Linked DNA regions of Homo sapiens: all the other regions are linked to region 4. The links are chromatin contacts, found by Hi-C or POLR2A ChIA-PET in ENCODE. All regions are on one chromosome and are shown on one strand. Each heading gives the region's core, a stretch centred on a gene start or an enhancer-like site at or near the end of the contact. The rest is flanking DNA. Distances are from core to core; before and after follow the strand shown.

Evidence for each region. A loop is a pair of places that touch in the nucleus more often than their neighbours do. ChIA-PET counts read pairs that join two places held with the same protein, here RNA polymerase II (POLR2A). Pooled maps may share reads with other maps.
Region 1: a loop to region 4 is called in a pooled map, with 9 times the contacts of the local background. The contact joins the promoter of TBC1D1 here to the promoter of TLR1 in region 4. A Hi-C loop is called at or near these places in 2 of 37 single-sample maps with no recorded cell type and 9 of 50 pooled maps. POLR2A ChIA-PET finds 5 or more read pairs at or near these places in 1 of 52 experiments (PC-9).
Region 2: a loop to region 4 is called in a pooled map, with 5 times the contacts of the local background. The contact joins the promoter of LIAS here to the promoter of TLR1 in region 4. A Hi-C loop is called at or near these places in 5 of 50 pooled maps. POLR2A ChIA-PET finds 5 or more read pairs at or near these places in 4 of 52 experiments (CD4-positive, alpha-beta T cell, OCI-LY7, T-cell and 1 more).
Region 3: a loop to region 4 is called in a map with no recorded cell type, with 2.1 times the contacts of the local background. The contact joins the enhancer-like site here to the promoter of TLR1 in region 4. A Hi-C loop is called at or near these places in 2 of 37 single-sample maps with no recorded cell type and 8 of 50 pooled maps.
Region 5: a loop to region 4 is called in a pooled map, with 6 times the contacts of the local background. The contact joins the enhancer-like site here to the promoter of TLR1 in region 4. A Hi-C loop is called at or near these places in 1 of 168 maps with a recorded cell type or tissue (naive thymus-derived CD4-positive, alpha-beta T cell), 7 of 37 single-sample maps with no recorded cell type and 15 of 50 pooled maps. POLR2A ChIA-PET finds 5 or more read pairs at or near these places in 5 of 52 experiments (CD4-positive, alpha-beta memory T cell, MCF 10A, OCI-LY7 and 2 more).
Region 6: a loop to region 4 is called in a map of naive thymus-derived CD4-positive, alpha-beta T cell, with 8 times the contacts of the local background. The contact joins the enhancer-like site here to the promoter of TLR1 in region 4. A Hi-C loop is called at or near these places in 2 of 168 maps with a recorded cell type or tissue (naive thymus-derived CD4-positive, alpha-beta T cell and posterior cingulate gyrus), 5 of 37 single-sample maps with no recorded cell type and 15 of 50 pooled maps. POLR2A ChIA-PET finds 5 or more read pairs at or near these places in 1 of 52 experiments (activated T-cell).

Annotation. Positions count from the first base shown.
Region 1 is chr4:37,889,792-37,892,772 of GRCh38, forward strand. TBC1D1 (TBC1 domain family member 1) reads left to right here and starts at 1,293. Exons shown (of 22, transcript NM_001396959.1): 1 at 1,293-1,557. RefSeq lists silencers at 812-1,001, 1,322-1,821, 2,851-2,900 and an enhancer at 2,601-2,730.
Region 2 is chr4:39,457,582-39,460,576 of GRCh38, forward strand. It overlaps LIAS (lipoic acid synthetase), which reads left to right and starts at 1,475. Exons shown (of 11, transcript NM_006859.4): 1 at 1,475-1,581. The coding sequence starts at 1,537. It overlaps RPL9 (ribosomal protein L9), which reads right to left and starts at 1,341. Exons shown (of 8, transcript NM_000661.5): 1 at 1,310-1,341; 2 at 813-859; 3 at 613-728; 4 at 5-100. The coding sequence starts at 858. RefSeq lists enhancers at 342-1,092, 1,288-1,582, 1,953-2,002 and a silencer at 1,523-1,572.
Region 3 is chr4:37,969,601-37,972,300 of GRCh38, forward strand. All of the region lies in intron 2 of TBC1D1 (TBC1 domain family member 1), which reads left to right. Among named protein-coding and RNA genes, the nearest start is that of PTTG2, 11 kb to the left of the region's middle. Within about 2 kb of position 1,316, at least 8 of the 41 ENCODE cell types and tissues checked have a DNase peak (open chromatin) inside an H3K27ac peak, as active enhancers do.
Region 4 is chr4:38,803,345-38,806,462 of GRCh38, forward strand. It overlaps TLR1 (toll like receptor 1), which reads right to left and starts at 1,447. Exons shown (of 4, transcript NM_003263.4): 1 at 1,410-1,447; 2 at 962-1,038. RefSeq lists enhancers at 647-696, 933-1,102, 969-1,138, 1,046-1,215, 1,150-1,319 and 1 more.
Region 5 is chr4:38,160,625-38,163,681 of GRCh38, forward strand. LOC124900693 (a long non-coding RNA gene) reads left to right here. Exons shown (of 2, transcript XR_007058099.1): 2 at 1-922. Among named protein-coding and RNA genes, the nearest start is that of PTTG2, 200 kb to the left of the region's middle. RefSeq lists an enhancer at 223-724. Within about 2 kb of position 1,772, at least 16 of the 41 ENCODE cell types and tissues checked have a DNase peak (open chromatin) inside an H3K27ac peak, as active enhancers do.
Region 6 is chr4:38,060,758-38,063,677 of GRCh38, forward strand. The region is part of intron 14 of TBC1D1 (TBC1 domain family member 1); the gene reads left to right. Among named protein-coding and RNA genes, the nearest start is that of PTTG2, 100 kb to the left of the region's middle. Within about 2 kb of position 1,426, at least 12 of the 41 ENCODE cell types and tissues checked have a DNase peak (open chromatin) inside an H3K27ac peak, as active enhancers do.

The DNA.
Region 1 (2,981 bases), core at 43-2,542, 910 kb before region 4:
ACCCCCAGCTACATTAAGTAAAAAAATCCAGAAAGATGCCACCTGGGGGTCTGGAACTGCCTCCTCCGAGCACCCGGCTCTCCCCTCCCTGCGGACTCTTCTCTGGAGAGGATGTGATGCTTCTTACTTTTCTCAGATCCCTCTCCCCACCCTGCGAGTGACGTTGCGCCTCTGTGCCTGGTGGGATAGGGATCTGGGAGCTTCGCCTGTTTTTTGCACACTGCCATCCCCTAGTCTTAGGGAGCGAGCTCTGTCCCGCTTTTCACATCTCCGCGTCTTTCCTTGCACTCTACATCACCGCTGGGAATGTCCCCAGACCTGATCGGGGCATGCACACTGGGGTGTGCGTGTGCGTGTGGTGTGTGTTCCTGCGCGTGTGCCGGGCTCGCGGGGCAGGAAAAAGCGCCTAATCCAGGCTCTGCGTCACTCCCGCAATTGGTTAGAAATGGAGTTTCCTGGTGTTTAATCCCGGGAGGGCACTTCGCCTTCGTTGTTTCCCAGAGTCCCTGATTTTCCTGCCTCGCATGCCAGCGCCCCATAGGGCATCCGTGCCTCAGTTCACCTCTTGCCATCCTCCAAGGACGGGGAGAAGGGGTAAGGCGGGGGAGAGCAAGGTGGCTTGGTCGCCCCCGGCCCCCGCCCCCCATGTTGTGTGCAGTTTCCACCACGTCTGTTTCGGAGGGAGAAGAGGAGGGTGCAGATGAGGCGAGGCGCCTTCGGGAGCGCGGAGAGCGGGCAGGCAGTGCCACCTGCTGAGAGCCACTCAGGCCGAGCAAGCGGCGGGCAGTGCCACCTGCTATAAATAGGCCGCCAAGGACAGGGTGTGCGACTGTACATCCCGCCACGAGGGCCTGCATCACGCGCGGGGCCCCGCGCCCCCGGCTCCCCAGGGAAACGCTGTGCCCAGATCCTGCGCAGGGGTCTGGATGGGGCGGCGGCCCGAGTACTTCCCCCCTATTCCCCCCACAGACACTGGCTGAGGATGGCCCGCGGGCTTGGGGGCGGGGGGTGGCAAGGAGGGGAGGGAGGCCGCGGCGGACCCGCAGTGCAGCAGCTGTTGCTCGCGTGTGACTCGCCCGTCCGGGCCGTGCTGCCCAGGCACAGTCACACGGCGCAGTGGGGAGGAGGAGGACACCGAGTCCCCCTCCCAGCTCCCCGGGGACCGAGTGGGGAGATCCCGGCTCCTGTCTTCCCCTCGCCTCCAGCGCGCTCGCCCAGGCTGGGAGGAGGAAACCAGAGCCGCGCGCAGACACCTCCTCCTTCTCCTCCTCTTCTTCCTCCTCCTCCTCCTCCTCCTCTTCGGCTGCTGCTCCTGGTGCCGCCACCGTCCGCCGGTGCCTGTTGCTGCCGCCGCCGCGGGACCTGCTGTGTCCTCAGCTGGGTGGAGAAGAGGCGGGCGCCGAGCCGAGGGGAGCCCCCTCCCCGTCCCCCCGCGGCGGGAAGAGCGCAGCCAGCCGGGTGCGATGGACTCCCCGCCCGCCCAGGCCGTCCCCAGGATGCCCCCAAGCACCTGCGCGTCCCGGCCCGGCCCCGGGCTCTGAGCGCGCCGCGGCACAGGTAAGGCGCTTCCTGGGGCTTCGTCCTGGCCACCCTGCTGGCTCCTCTCGGGGCGTCGCGGCCGCCCCCTCCCGCAGCACGCCCCTGCCCCGCCTGGCCGCGGAGGGGAAGGCATCTGGCCGCCCACGGACGCGAGGCCAGGGTCTCTCGGGGGAGGAAGTTCATTGCCATCTCGTTGCCCCCCTTACCCCCCCACCCCCGCCGCCCTTGGACGAAAGCGAAACCTTAATGTTGCTAGCGACCCGAGAGCTCCGCCGGCTTCTCCCCCAACCCCCGCCAGCTCACTGGTCCGCGCATCTCTCCCCTCCCCCCTCCCGCCAATTATCCTAGCGTGTTTGCAAGGCGACCAGATTGGAAAGAGTGTGGTCAGAGTGACCCCAAGCCACGCTTTAAAAGTTCAGGGTACTTTGCAGTAGTAACTTTGGCAGCTCCACCAGTGCGCGCAACATTTCTTTCTATGGGTACATCCTGTACCAGTCATTTTGAAACCCTGCTTCATTGTTTCTAGCCGCTTCCTGATGGCTCTGTGATTATGAGACCCCCCTCAAACTTCACCAGGCATTAAGGTTTTGTTTTTGCTTTTTTTTCAGAGAGGTATCATTTCGTTTGAAATCCACCTAGATGTGGCTTTTCCTGTTTTGATTTTACTTAACATAGCTTATTCTCTGGAAGTTGCTTTAAAAAGAAATTGAAAGTGATGGTTGTTCCTTCCACCAAACAGTTTAATTTTCAGGGTGCCTCATATTAATGGATATGTTTTCCCTTCATAGATTTCTCATTGTTTCCCTTATGATGGGATGATTTCATTTATTAATAAAATCAGACTTTGAAAGAGCATTTAAAAATGACCTGGTTTAAATAGGTCACACCCAAGAAACTCAGCTATCTGTACAAGTTCAAACTTCTAAACTTTTTCAATGAGCTAGGGGTGGTGGCACCCACCTGTAGTCCCAGCTACTTGGGAGGCTGAGGCAGGAGGATCACTTGAGCCCAGGAGTTCGAGGCCATAGTGAGCTATGACTGTGCCACCTCACTGGAGCCTGGGTGACAAAGTGAGATCCCATCTCTTAAAAAAAAAGAGTTTAGGGGACATTTTCTGAAGTGAACACAAGTAGAGCATTCTAACACTATTGAGTGCAAGGAGACCTGGAAGGGACTAAGTGGTTCAAAGCAGGAAATAAAATCATCAGGTGATAATTAAAATAATTTCTTTCCTGTGGATTTGTCCAGCCATTTGCAAACCAGGAGAATAGGAAAAAAAATCACTAGTGTAGTTATAAATTATTACATTACGTTTTCAAAGGAAAATTTTGCAAATGCGTCTCCTTGTCATAGTCTATTGTTATCTACCCCACTGAGAGTGCTGGGGCTTCCCCTTTTCACCACGACAGCATTTCTGGTTGGGTGGCAGTCATGCAGTGTTG
Region 2 (2,995 bases), core at 225-2,724, 650 kb after region 4:
TTACCAGTGTAACACCCTTGATCATGTTCTGTACATGACTACAAATAGTCCGAACGGTAGCCAGTTCCTTTCTGTTACCCCACCATTTGTCAACCCGGAGCTGTAACAGAACAAAAAATGTATTCTTTCCAGAAATATGCAGGCTTAAAAGACAACAGACCACTTACCGAATTACTTTAAGATTCTAGAATTAACCCTTATCAAAGCACATGGTTTTCAACTGGAAAAATCCAACCACCTATAAAACCTCCCAACAGTTAAGCTTTGTAGAAGTTGCAACAAACTTCCCTTCTGGAAAATTAAATCATCAGGTTTAAATGACCTACTGCCGGTTCCTGTGATTTTTACAAAGCAATCACTAGGAAAATAAACCAAACTTCTAACACCATTAAGACGTGTCACTGATGACCACTATTACATTTGAGCTTTATATAATTGGCTGTGTTCAGAATCTGGTTTTTCAATTTCACTGAACAGGCTGGTATTCTGGACAGCAACATTTAAAGCTGAAGCACTGAACCTTAATTCGAAAATTGTTAAAGCAACCAAATGTGATGCTGTTATAAACCACCTTCCAACGAGCAACTGAATTATCAGAAGAAAAACCCTCACCCTCTTTTTTTTCTTTCCAAGAAGGCTGAGTTCTACATTGATGTGATTGAAGTCCCTCCGCAGGGTTCCTCTGGGGCCCTTCACGATAACTGTGCGTCCCTTCAGAGTAATGTCGACTAGAAGAGAGAACACACTCGTCAGGCCACACAACGCTTGGAACGTGCAGTAAAGATGTAAGTAAAAGACATCAAGTCTCATACCATTTTCTGGAATGTCGACAGTCTGATTGCTGAGAATAGTCTTCATTCTGAAACACAAACACTGGGGGTGAGGCCGACGCAAGGCCCGTTTTTCCACCAAACTACGCCGCACAGAGCTCCACTCCTACTGGAGACTGCCAGGCGGAAGTTCCAGACAAGATGTCGGAGGACGGGAGACCGACAGCGGGCCCCAGTGTGTCCCAGCCTGGAAGGAGCAGCCCCAAAGCGAGAATTACGAGGCCCAGCAGTCGAACTCCCACTCAGCCCAACCCTGGAAGTCCTATGCGGGCGGTGCCATCCCGGCAAGACTGAGGGGCGGGAATAGGCCAAAAAGCCCACAACAGGATTCGCATCTGGCGCCGCCAGGCTCATATGGCGCTTGCCGAGCTGGGGGACAAACAGGACAAGGTTCCGAGAGTGGGAGCCGCGCCGCAGCCTTTCCCAGAGCAGATGGTTTCAGATTCCCAGTACCCCCACGAGCACAGAAACATCCTTACCTCGCAGTAGACGCAGCAAAGAAAGAACGTCTGTCGTCATTACGTACTTGTATCGCGTAAGGGGCCTGCGTATTGCGTCATGAGTGCGCGACGCACGTAAGGCTAAAGCAGCCAATCGTGGAGCAGCTTGGCTGCTTGTCATAAATGGAGCGACGTAATTTCGACCTGTCCTTTCCCGGGAGTTAGCGATCCCTCAACCCCTGCACTGCGCTAGTCCTAAAGAGGAAATGTCTCTACGCTGCGGGGATGCAGCCCGCACCCTGGGGCCCCGGGTGAGCGGCGGGGCGAACGGGTTTGGGCGTGGGGTGGGGGGATCCTATCCCTTCAGAGCGCCCATGCCCAATAATAAAGGCCAGTGCATTTACTGAACATTTACTACTAGCCAACGGCAGTTTTAAACGTTTTTCGTGTAATCTCATGTAATTATCCCGCCAGCCCCATGATATAGAGTCTCTGGCATCAGTTTGTTTGCAAGTCTCTCTGGGCCAGCACCGAGGACTTATTTTCTGCTTAGAGTGGTTTGTACCCTATATTTATGGAGCACTGCAGTGAGCACCCCACATAGCTATTCTGTCTTGGACTCTTACTGTGTGTGAGACACCACTCTAGCCGCAGAGAACACAAACCTGTCCGCTAGGCTTCAGCGGCAGACATTGAGAAGTGCAGTAGCAATCGTGCAACACCCTAACAGGCACTCTTTGAGTTGTCGAAGGTTCTTTTGAGATACATGTGCAGACTCGTGGATTTTGTAGTGTTTTGGCTATCTCATACACGTTTGTGTTCAGATGTAAAAGCCGAATACCATGATTTCTTATGTTCTTGACTGCCACGTTCAAACACAGAAACAATGTAACCTAGAAAGTAAAAACGTTCATCCTGGCCAACATGGTGAAACCCCGCCTCTATTAAAAATACAAAAATTAGCTGAGCGTGGTGGCGTGCGCCTGTAGTCCCAGCTACTCGCCAGGCTGAGGCAGGAGAATCGCTTGAACCCGCGAGGCGGAGGTTGCAGTGAGCCGAGATCGCGCAACTGCACTCCAACCTGGGCGACAGAGCGAGACTCCATCTCAAAAAAAAAAAAAGAAAAAGAAAGTAAAAACGTTAGGCTTGGTTTTAACCTTCCAGTTGTCTGAAACTAATTGGGCATTATTAACCTACGTTTCAACAATTATTCAAAGCTCGAGAGATTTATTGCACACTTCACTTTAAACGCCCCTGATTCAAGTCAGGACCAGAACAGTTTTAAACTGTGGCACCTTCTTCAGTTATTGCAGTTCAATCTTGTTGAAAGACAAACATCTAGTTCCTGGTAGGTGGAGTACATGAAAGTGTGATATATGTTAGTTCCAGAGATTTTCGGGCCGGGTGCGGTGGCTTACGCCTGTAATCCCAGCACTTTGGGAGGCCGAGGCAGGTGGATCACCTGAGGTCAGGAGATCGAGACCATCCTGGCTAACATGGTGAAACCCTGTCTCTACTAAAAATACAAAAAAATTAGCCGGGCGTGGTGGCGGGCGCCTGTAGTCCCAGCTACTCAGGAGGCTGAGGCAGGAGAATGGCGTGAACCCGGGAGGCGGAGCTTGCGGTGAGCCAAGATTGCGCCACTGCACTCCAGCCTGGGCAACAGAGCAAGACTCCGTCTCAAAAAAAAAAAAAAAAAAACAGATTTCCAAATCTATTCTAAAC
Region 3 (2,700 bases), core at 66-2,565, 830 kb before region 4:
TCCCAAAAAGTGCTGGGATTACAGGCATGAGTCACCACACCCAGCCAAAACTATCCCTTTTAAGTGTGGGATCCATTATTACAAAGGCCCAGTGACTTAACTTACCTAAAGTCATTCAATCATCATCACACAGCGGGATTTACCAAAATTAAGATGTAATTTACATTCTGTAACATTTTGGTATTTAGTAAATCCACAAATTTTGGTATTTAGTATATTAATGTAACCATCATCACCATCTAATTCCAAAACATTGTCATCACTGCAAAAAGAAACCCTGCACCCATTAGCAGTCTCTCCCTATTTTCTCCTCTCTCCAGCCCCCGGTAACTACTAGTCTATTTTCTGTCTCTATGGATTTGCCTGTTCTGGATATTTCATATAAATAGAATCATACAGTATGCAGTCTTTTGTAACTGGCTTATTTCAATTGGCATAGTGCTTTCAAGGTCCATCAGTGCTGTGGCATGTATCAGTACTTCATTACTTTTTATAGCCAAATAATATTCCATTGTGTGGATATACCATATCTTGTTGATCCATTCATCAGTTGAAGGGCAGCTGGGTTGTTTCCACTCTTGGGAGTTGTGCTGCTGTGCACATTCATGGACACATTTTTACATGGGCATATATGTTTTCAATTTATGCAGAGGGATTTTTAGTATTAGATTTTCAGGATTTGGTATTATCCTTGGCAAATATGGGTTTCTTTGGAAACAAATTTTTCTGTTTGTAAGAGATGATTGCATATCATCAAACTTACACTAACATTCCCTCTCCACTATGAAGCTCTGATTTCTGTCCTATCTCCTCCTATGCAAGGCCTGATTTCCAGAGAACGTTAATCTTCTAAGCCTTTCTCCATGCGGATCCTTCTTCCTGGAAAGCCCATTCCCTCTCCACCTTCTGTAAATGGCCTGAAACCAGCCAGGAAGCTGGGTTTTCCTTTGCAGCCTGAAGTTATTTTCCTTCCTCTGGGAACTCATCGAAGCTTCACCTGGACTTTGAGGGAAAATAACTTCAGGCTTTTGTCACTCTTTTCCCTGCCTGAGCTTCCCTGCTACCCTCTATGCCCCTTGAGGGCAGGATTCTGGTCTGACTCCATTTTGCTATTTCCTGCAAGGACTTCTGTGGCTTTCCAAAATAGGTGCTAATGAATATTCATATTTGTGAACTGAATTCCTGATCCATTGCCAAGTGGTTCTGATTCACTTGAAACCCAGTTGAACTTCCTTGTAGAGTTTGTATTACAATGGCTCTATTTTTAACCAGGTCTTAGGGTGGGGAGGAGCAAGCTGGCAGAGTGAGGTCATTCTTTTGCATGTGTCCCTGCCTCACTGGCCCCCCCCACTAGAGGGCAGCCTGCCTGGCATCACCTCCTAAACTTACAGGAGGTTTTGCCGCCCTTGCTTCTTGTTCCTCCTCAAAAGAAGAAATTGGCAGAAGAGCTGGGGCAGGAGTGTCAGGGTTTGTTTTGGTGGGGATATGGTCAGGCTTAGTAGGGAAGCAACTCTTCCAGTTCCCAGACCGGCCCCCCTGCCTTTCAAGTCCTCCGTTAATGTCTCAGGAGTGCTGAGATGGTGAGACATTAAAGCATCCTTTTAAAGTTACTTAGACAACAATTTGAGATTTCTGTAGGGATACTGTATTAGTCTATTCTTATGCTGTTAATAAAGACATACCTAAGACTGGGTAATTATAAAGGAAAGCGGTTTATTGACTCACAATTCCACGTGGCTGGGGAGGCCTCAAAATCATGGTAGAAGGCAAGAAGGAGCAAGTCACATCTTACACGGCAACAGACAGGAGAAGAATTGAGAGCCGAACAAAAAGGGTTTTGCCTTATAAAACCATCAGATCTCATGAGACTCATTCACTACCATGAGAACAGGATGAGGGAAATCACCCCCATGATTCAGTTATCTCCCACTGTGTCCCTCCCACAACTCATGGGAATTATGGGAGCTACAATTCAAGATGAGATTTGGGTGGGGACACAGCCAAACCATATCAGATACTATCGTGTTTAGATCTCTGCAGTCCTATTTGGATAGCCTATTGCTTTCCACAGAGCAACTATATATATATATTTTAAAGTAAAGGATCTAAAACTGTAAGAGTGGTTCTTGATCCTGGCTGATAATCAGAATCACTTGCTAGAATATATTTCTAAGCTTTAAGTAAACCCAGAGTCAACATTATGGGTCAACACCAATAATGACCTCTGTGGCTGAATTCAGTGGGCTGACACATTTGACTTGGCTAGGTGGAGTGTTTTAATAATTGAGAATGCATTCTCTAAGATGCTGTAGTTACTTCATTCTTTATCCTCTCACACCTTGCCCTCTTCACACATTTATATGACCTGCTTGCTCTTTGAGGTCTCTGAGAATTTGACCTTTGCTCCAAAACAGCCCAATCATCTGAGACCCTCTACTCTCTCTCTCACTTGGCCACCTTCCCATTACAGGTGACTCTGATAGACAATCAGGGCTGGAAACTATCAGTGTCTTTGAGCAATGACTATTCTGTCTGCAGAGGTTCTCAATTCTGACTGCATGAGAGAAACACCTTGGAGATGTTAAAAATTACTGATGCCTGGCTGGGTGCGGTGGTTCATGCCTGTCATCTCGCACTTTGGGAGGCTGAGGCGGGTGGATCACCTGAGGTAGGGAGTTTGAGAGTAGCCTGACCAACATG
Region 4 (3,118 bases), core at 197-2,696:
TGCCCCTCACACAAATTCTTTCCACTGAGGAGGCAAGAATTAAGTTTCTACGACCCATATGGATTCACCACTGCTAACGCAAGCATTTAATGAAAGCATAGCTTCAGTTTTATGTCGAGCTAAATTAATTGACTCAAATATCTTCTATTTGCCTAACCTCCATCTTGCCCTTTCATTTAAAGTCATTAATTTTAAGTACTCAGTTTATGAAACCATTCTTATTTCTATAATTAAGAAATCAAAATGTTATACACAGGAATAACTGATTTTTAATACTTCCAGGATCTTTGAATTTTATATACCAAACTTGCTAAATCCATGAAAATCAATGTCTCAGTTTCCTAGACCAAAGAATTTTTTGATCAACGTCTTAATGACCATGACTGAGCCTCATCTATTTTAGAACCTTTAAACTCTTTTACTATCCAAAAAATAAGCTGAGCAGAAAAGGATGCTTTAATTTGAAAGTGTAAAATGCCTCTAGGTGAGCTTCTGTGAATTTTCATTATTATGATAGGTTTAGCCTCACATTATATGATACAATGAATCAATACATTTAATTTGTCTTCTTTTGGAGACTTTGGAGGCATCAAATCAAGGCTTTGACTGGTCTTAATGGACAATACCCATACAATCTATCTGGCCCATTAAGTTTAGTCCTGTAAATATTTACTAAGGGCCTTCTCTGCACAAGACCAAATAGCTATTAACCAAAGGTTAAAAGAATCTGAGACAGTTCAAGAACTGTTCTGCTTTGCTTTCTATGCGGTTTTGTGAACTCTTGCTTTGTTATAAAACAAATTCACTTTCAAGTCTTTTGACCAAATTGGATGTAGCCTGGGAAACATTTTCAAAACCTGCAATTCTACCTCACGTCTAGCTCCCCAGAACAGTGTTAGTGGCCTGAGAAACAGAAGGACTAGCTAGTGGGAAGGCCCCAGAGAGAAAAACTGAAACAAACCTGGCCACAAAAACAGAAGAGCTGAACAGCAGCATTGCCTCCGGGAGTAACTGACTTATATCTCATTTTCTTTAACACTGAGAAGAGAATACAAATGGCGGGATTAGGTGAAGAGAAATGCTGTCAAAATCAACAACTAGCAGCTGCTCTGGAAGAAAACCAGAAGACGTGTGTGACCCAAATATTCATTTCCCAACTCAAAAATATTTCCTATAAGCAAATCACACACGAGGTGTTATTCCCAGAGGAGTGTGGGGACTTTCTCTGATTTAGGACTCAGAACTGATACACAAATGCCAGTACAAACTACACAGTAACTATATACATATCAGAAATATAACCCACTTAGAAAAACACCCAGGACTTACACAGATTTTTGAGACTTCTGTACTTAATAACTAGCTATACAATTATTTTCTTTTACAAAAGAAAAGAATGTGTTGCTTACCAAGACAACCTGCTTGTCTGTTCCATTTGGCAGTCTGTAAGAAATTCAAGCACTTCCTTGAATTTATTTCACTGTTAACCACATTTGGTGTTGAAAACAAAACAAAACAAAAAGGCTGTTTTATGCCACCTACCGAATTCCACTGGAATTACATTACATAGTTAAGAATAAACTTATTTTCTCTTATTCATATGTAGCATAGTCTGTGGGTTACCTGATAGGCCTGTATTAAAATAGAATCACGTTTCTATGGTTCCAAATTTCACTACAGTCAGTTTACTATTGTCTACACTGATGAAGTAAATGAGGTAATGTTAATAATCCACAGATCATAATTGGCTGAATTCAAAATGCTTACCGTGGTGGCTATGCTTGGCAGAAGTGTGCGTCTGGGTGTGTTTCGGCTGCTTTGTTTTTCCTCTTGCCTTTTCATCCATCCACTATTAAAAGTGGAAAGAGGGAGGGGTCGAGATTAAAGTTTTGCTGAAGCACACTCGTAAAGAGGGAAGATCATTCATGTGCTGGTTACAGGATGGATGTTAATCACGTCTTTTTTGACAAGTTGATTTTCAGAGAAAATTTGGTGCTGAATTTTTTTCCACTGATCTTTTCAAGCTTTCTTCAAAACATATTTTTGTAAACCCTAAGTGAAAAATATGCTAAGAAGAAAAGAGATTCTTAGCGTGTTTTTCACATAGGGTTTATAAAAATCCTGGGGTTTGTTGACAGCATGTTCAAGGAAGACATTCTGATAGCTCTACTCTTGCCTTTTCCAGTAATGACAACAACAAAATAACAACACAATAAATGGGCAAATAAAGCTATGGGATTCCAGCTGACTGCCTCTGAAGTTGATCTCAGCCTGCATGGTGTCCAGTCAAAACCGGATGTGGGGATGACAAAACTGCCTCCCTTCCTTCCCTCCACGGTTCTCTCCCGTAATCAGCTTTTCTACCACACAGCGAGCAAGGCCAACTTCCCTAAACTAAGAATGCTGAGATTCTTTTCGACTTATAATGTTCTGACTGTCTCTCTCTGTTTCCCCTTACCTCAGAATTTGTTTAATAGAGGAAATATGTTATGTCTACAGATATTTTCTGAAACTGAAAGAATGAAACCACCCACCTGCCATTTCCTCCCTGAGACCCATAACTGGACAGGAGGGAGGTGTCTTTGACTAAGAATTTAGTTCCTGGCTCCCAAAGGCATTGACTTTGTGAATCCAGGCTGAGGGAGCAATGCCCAGGGGAGGGAAGTGGGCAGGGCAGTAAGGGAAGCTTCTCAGCACTCTGAATTCCTGTTTTTCCCCACAGACTCATCCCCACTACTCCCAGTTGTGTACATGATTACAAGTGTGTGTGTCTCTGCCCACCCCTAGCCCATACCTGGGCATTTCTTTTTGGATTCAGGGCAGTAAAAATATGCTGTCAATTAGATGTAATCTGTAGTTAGTTGTGTTTTTTTTTAACAAAACCTTATTGATATATAATTCACAAACCATAAAAAATTTCACCTTCCATAAAAAATTTCACAAACGATAAAAAATACACCCGTTTAAAGTGTATAATTCAGGCCGGGCATGGTAGCTCATGCCTACAATCCCAACACTTTGGGAGGCTGAGGCAGGCAGATCACCTGAGGTCAGGAGTTTGAGACCAGCCTAGTAGAGAAGGCGAAACCCCGTCTCTACTAAAAATAAAAAAAATTAG
Region 5 (3,057 bases), core at 522-3,021, 640 kb before region 4:
CTGTACATTTTGCAACTCCGGGAGGCATGTGATTAGTTCTGGCCAATGGGCTGTGGATGAAAATTTTATGTGTCACCTCTGAGCTGAAGCATTGAAGAGCCAGTGTGCTAAATTCCAGCTTTTTTTGTTTTCCTGCAATGCCAGCTTACAAACCACATGTTCCAGGTGGTACAGCTGGACCCTCTAGCTTGGGTCCCCAAGTGACTGTGTGGAGCAGGGCCCTGCTCCTTACTCCTCCTGTCCAGCTGACCTGATTAGGCAGGTGACCTGAGTGAGAAATAAACTTCAGCTATCTTCAGCTACGAAGGCTTCAGGGTCATATTATTACCAAAGCATAACCTAGGCTTTCCTGACTCATGCTTTTGTACAAGCTCTTCCCTTTGCCTAACATGACCCCCTTCAGCTGCCTGGGAAAGTCTTACTGATCATTCCAGCCCCATTGATCTTCTCTTCTGTGAAACCTGATCTGAGTCATTGCAAAAGAAAGCTAACTACTTCCTCCTGTGCTCCCATGGCAACTTGTAAACAATGCTGACATCATCCTCATCGCTGGTTATCATAACAATTTAATATCCATCAATTCATATGGTACTAGATCATGGGTGCATTGAGGGCAGGGACTGTGTGTCCATCCAGCTATCAAATTTGTATCTCCAGCACCCCACAGAAGGATTTGCATACAGACGATACCCAATCCAATGAATGATGAATGAATAAAAAACTGACTAAATGTAATCTGTACAGAATAGGCTTTTGGCTGAGCATGATGGGGGAGGTCTGGGTCATACAGTGAAAACACTGTATGGGACTCTATAGTTTGCAGACATTAGAAGACAATAATTGCCATTTTGAGCTTATGTTGAATTCATATTGGCCTGTATAATGTGTATTACTATAGAAAATAAAACTTTCATACATACAATCAGGAAGGTGATTCTTCAAAGAGTGTCTAAAAATTAATTATGACTCATGAGTGAGTGCACGAGAGTGGAATCAATGTGGGTCCTGTTAGTGGAGAGTGTTTATTTAGGAAACAACACTGCACATGTGTAACAGCCAGAATGACGATTAAGATCACGTGTAACTGGCACATTACAAAAAGGTGGAAAGGACACTGTGAACAAAATGCAACTCTATCTATCATCTGTCTACCTATCTATCATCTCTCGATTTATCTACCTACCTATCATCTATCAATCTATTATCTATCATCTATTAGCTATTATCTATCTATCTTCTGTCTATCATCTATCTATCATCTACCTATTATCTATCATCTATCTACTATCTATCATCTATCTACCTATCATCTGTCTATTATCTATCTATCTATCAATCTATCTATTATCTATCTATCATCTATCTATCTATCTATCTATCTATCAATCATCTATCTATCTTCTATCATCACCTATAAATCCCATGACAGCAGTAGGGGCAGATCTAAGTTTTGTGGGGCCTCTCATTGCCTCTTTAAATTAATTCTATTGGGTAGGGGCAGCATTCCTCTACCCCTGCTGATGACTTGGGTAGACCAGAGATCTCAAGGTCACATTCAGACAATAAAATATCCTTTGAATTGCACAAAATGGCCTCCATTCAGATTTTAGCATTCCAAGTTGCAGATAATAGTTAAAACTTCAGAAACAATTTAGCTTTAAATCTTCTTTCCTTCCCTGGCTGGGACCTGTCTCACCCAGGAAGTCTGCCCTGGGAAGGGGTCATGGCCCTCTTCCTTTCCCCTCCCTCTGCTCACCTCCTTCCCTTTGTTTGCTGCTATTTCCCTCCATTCCTGGAATGAAGCCCAGAAAGGGGAGAGGTATGAGGATGAAACAGCTCTCATGTGGCTGGGCAGCCTAAGGCTTTTGGGCCGGACAGCTGGCCTCCCTGGAGCAGCCTGGCTGATGATTAAAGCTGACCCTGCCATGAGCTCCACAAAGGCCTCCAGCTGGGCTGCTCTCGCCTGTGGTTCCATTGACCCAGGCTGAAGCACCTCTGTCCCTTCAGGTGGTCTCATGTGATTCTTTCCCCAGCTCCTGGGATTCTGGAGGTGCCACGTCCAGTCCCTCTGCTGAGGTCTTCAGTCCATGCCTTTAAGCCCCAAGACCACCCCACACTACCCCACACCTGCTTCTTTTCCCACGGGGCCCTCATCTGGTCTTGGGACATGCTGCTTGCTCTGCCACAATAGTATCCATCGGTTAAAATATTTTGGCGCTGTCCTATGTCCTTTGCATTTATTACCTAATTAATAATGCTCACAACCAAGTAGGTACATTTGGCAGGCTGTATCCATGGGTATTTCCTGTAAAATTTCTGTCCCTGGTTTTGCCATCATGAAACACTGTGTGCACATTTCATTTGTCATTGATTTTGGCTGCAGAAACAGGAATCAGGAGATTGAGGCTTTATCTTGGCTTGACCATGAACTCACTGTAAAGCTTACGGCAAGTCAGCCATATCTCTGGGCCTCAGTTTCCACAGCAATAAAATAGGGAAGTGGAATGGATTCATCCTTACAAGGTTCCTTTTCTTTTCTTTTTTTTTTTCTTTTGAGACAGAGTCTCGCACTATCGCCTGAACTGGAGTGCAGTGGTGCAATCTTGGCTCACTGCAACCTGTGCCTCTCAGGTTCAAGCGAGTCTCCTGCCTCAGCCTTCCAAGTAGTTGGACTACAGGTGCACCACCACACCCAGCTAATATTTGTATTTTTAGTAGAGATAGGATTTCAGCATGTTGGCCAGGCTGGTCTCAAACTCCTGACCTTGTGATTCACCTGTCTCGGCCTCCCAAGGTGCTGTGATTACAGGTGTGAGCCATGGTGCCCAGCCCCAAGGTTCCTTTTCACAGTAAAAGTCCATGATTTAAGAAATAATTCTAGGATAAAGAAATGCGTGTAGGCTTGGGGATAGGAGGGGAAAGGCTAGTTAGGATGTGGGGTTCAAGGATTTAAGTAATCCTTAAAGGTCCTAAGCATCCTTCAATATTGAACAAACTTAAATATGGATCTAAAATGCCTTGGAATCTAGGGCTTTGTCAATTGCTTCTTTCACAACT
Region 6 (2,920 bases), core at 176-2,675, 740 kb before region 4:
AAACTTGATGTGCTTGGAGTCTTCTGGAAATCTTGTTAAAAGGCAGACTCTGTTGCAGTAGGTCCGGGTGGGTTCTGAAGTTCTAACAAGCTCCCCAGTGAGGCTGATGTTTCAGGTCCACTGTGAGGAGGCAGGGCTTAGAATAAACAACCGTGGGAAATCCAGTCCAGATCTTTGATGCATCCTAGGTTAGGCCTGTCTGTCAGGCTGCCCTGGGTCTCTAGTGATGGACTCCAGGAGTCTCTCAAGTCTCAAATAAGTCTGAGTCATCAGGGATATTTTTTGAGAAGAGTTGTGCTGTCTGAAGAAGCAAAGAGTGAGTGTGATGGGGAAAATGCAGTGATTAAAAACATGGTAAGGTTTAAAGAAAGATTTGACCATATGCCAGGTGAACCCAAATGTATGGTGCTTTGCGTCTTTCCTGCCCTTTGGTTTTCCAGGGAGGCAAGGCCTTATCTCTTATGGAGCACAGGAGACACAGTGTGGGCGTTTGTTTTCTCAGCCGTGGGCTCTAACCTAATTGTCAAGCCTACAAAAAAAAAATGCTGAAAATCAACTTCTGACTAGATATCTGGTAGTACATAATCTCCATAATTTTCTCTCTGGGTGTATTATGCAAAAGATAATCCTTTGTTATTAAGAAACAATTTTTAAGGCAACTCCCAACTTTGAAACGGGGAAAAATCATTTTATTTACCTCTATGTGCTAGGGAACAATATTAAATTTAGTTTTATACTTTTCCTTTAAGCATTTCAGATTATATTGTGCATTTCACCAACAATAGAAGCTTTCAGACTTTATATGTCTTGTAAAAAAAAGCCTAATATAGATAAGAATAATTTATTGATTTGAAACCCATTGTATAAGAAATAGTCCAGTGAAACTTAAGTTCAAAGTTTTTTTTGTCTTGTGGATGTAGCTATGTCAATATGCCTAGTTTATAGTAACATTAAGTCTAGTGGATTAGATATTAGATATCAATTGAGATGTAAGCAGTAATAAACAGTAATGCCTAAACTGAAGTATATAATCTGAATCTTTATGATGACCAATTTATATTATTGTGAAAAACTTAGGAACTGATTTGAAACATGATTTACATGTTTTACATGAAACATGATTTACATGTGTCATATATAGTTTTCAATAATTTACGTACCAGCAGGAAATTTTAGTGGATAAGTGGAATAAACTGCAGGTGAAACTTTGCTGGAAAATACAAGCATAGTGACATCTGTGCACCAAAAGCACCTGGGGAGATTTTTTAAAACATGGGCCAGACATGCCTTCCTGGCTGTCTCCCTCACTGTCAGTGAGTGTGGGGATGGGGTCTGGGCCTGAATTCTTTCTTTTTAGACTCCTCAGGATTCTGATTGCTGCCACGTTGAGAGGGTTGACCTCAATTCGGACCTCAGAGGGTGACTTGAGAAACTGTCACCACTTGGTGGCAGTGTTGCTCCCCGCATCTTGATTGCCCTTGTTTCTTTCCAATCCCGGAAAAGTGTGCTTGTTTTTTTTTTTTTCCCTGCGTGTTTTTGTTTTTGATCTTGCTATAATATTTATATTCCTTGCTCATTTGCAACTTATTTGAATGGAGAGCTACTTTCTGAAATCTAGATGTTTTTCTTTTTCTACAGGGTTTTAGGGCATGGGCAAAACACGGAAGAAAAAAGTTGTCTTCAGTTGGCAGAGACGTGGATTTTTAAGATTGTTCTTAATTTACTTTCTGTATAACTTTGCTTTTCTGTGGTGAACAAAGACCAGGTTCAAGATAAAATATTGCAAGCCAAGAATCTGATTGTTCATGGATTTCTATGGTTAAAGATACTTGATCACCTCCCCATCCGCCCCCTACCCCACCCACCCTGCGCCGCCCCCACACCCCATTGTGCTTCTTGGCTTGTCATTTCAAAAGTCAAGGAAGTCACAGTGAATGGCAAGATTTTACCTCGACTTGCTATTTTTGTGCCTGTTAACAATTGTGAGTTAACACTGACTGAGCTTTTCCTAGTGAACCTCCGGCGTTTAAACAGCCAGTCCATAACACTGTGTGAGGGCTGGAGCTAAGGTTATTGGTGACACAAGATAGCACCTGAGCCAGTGCTGCTTGGTAGGAGGGCTGAGGGGAAGAGGGCTGAGGGCTTGGATGCTGAGATGCTAGAGTCACATCGCCTGGATTTGAATCCCTGCCCTCCTGTTCTGATACCAGCTGACCCATGACGATGCTACAGCACCTGACAGCAGATTCCTCCTTAGGGCTGGTCTAACTCTAGAGTGTGTGCCTGTGTGCCTGCAGGAGAATGTCCAAAGTGAGTGATCTTGATCTGTTAACCTTTGAATTTTAACCTATACCAGGGAGCCATTGAAGAGTTTAAAGCAAGTGAATGACGAGTAGTTTGAAAATATTTCCAGGTGGATAGAATTTGTGGACATACATGAACATGAGCAGCCTCAAAATCAGGGCTGGGACTAGAGTGAGGCCAGCACGTGTCCAGGGTGCAAAATGTAAGGAGGCATTCACTTTCAGGGCCTGGCAGGTGTGGACCCTGAACTTCCAGGACCTTGAGAGTGAGTGTCTCCTAAGGATTACACCCTGGGGGCCTATTTGCCTCATCCTGGTCCCTGGTCCTCTGTGTACCCTATTGCCTGCTTCAGTAAACAGGCAGCCCTGCAAGGGAAGGAAGGGTTGGATCAGCTCTGAGGAGGGAGTTTTTTTAGAAGGATAGATTTGTTTTGTTTAAAAAACAGCTTTATTGAGATATAATTCACATCCTATACAGTTTGTTCATTTAAAATGTACAATTCAATGTTGTGAGGTTATTTTTTGGTATATCCACAGAGTTGTGTGACCATGACCACAGTCTAATTTTTTTTATTTTTTATTTTTTGAGACGGAGTATTGCTCTGTCGCCCAGGCTG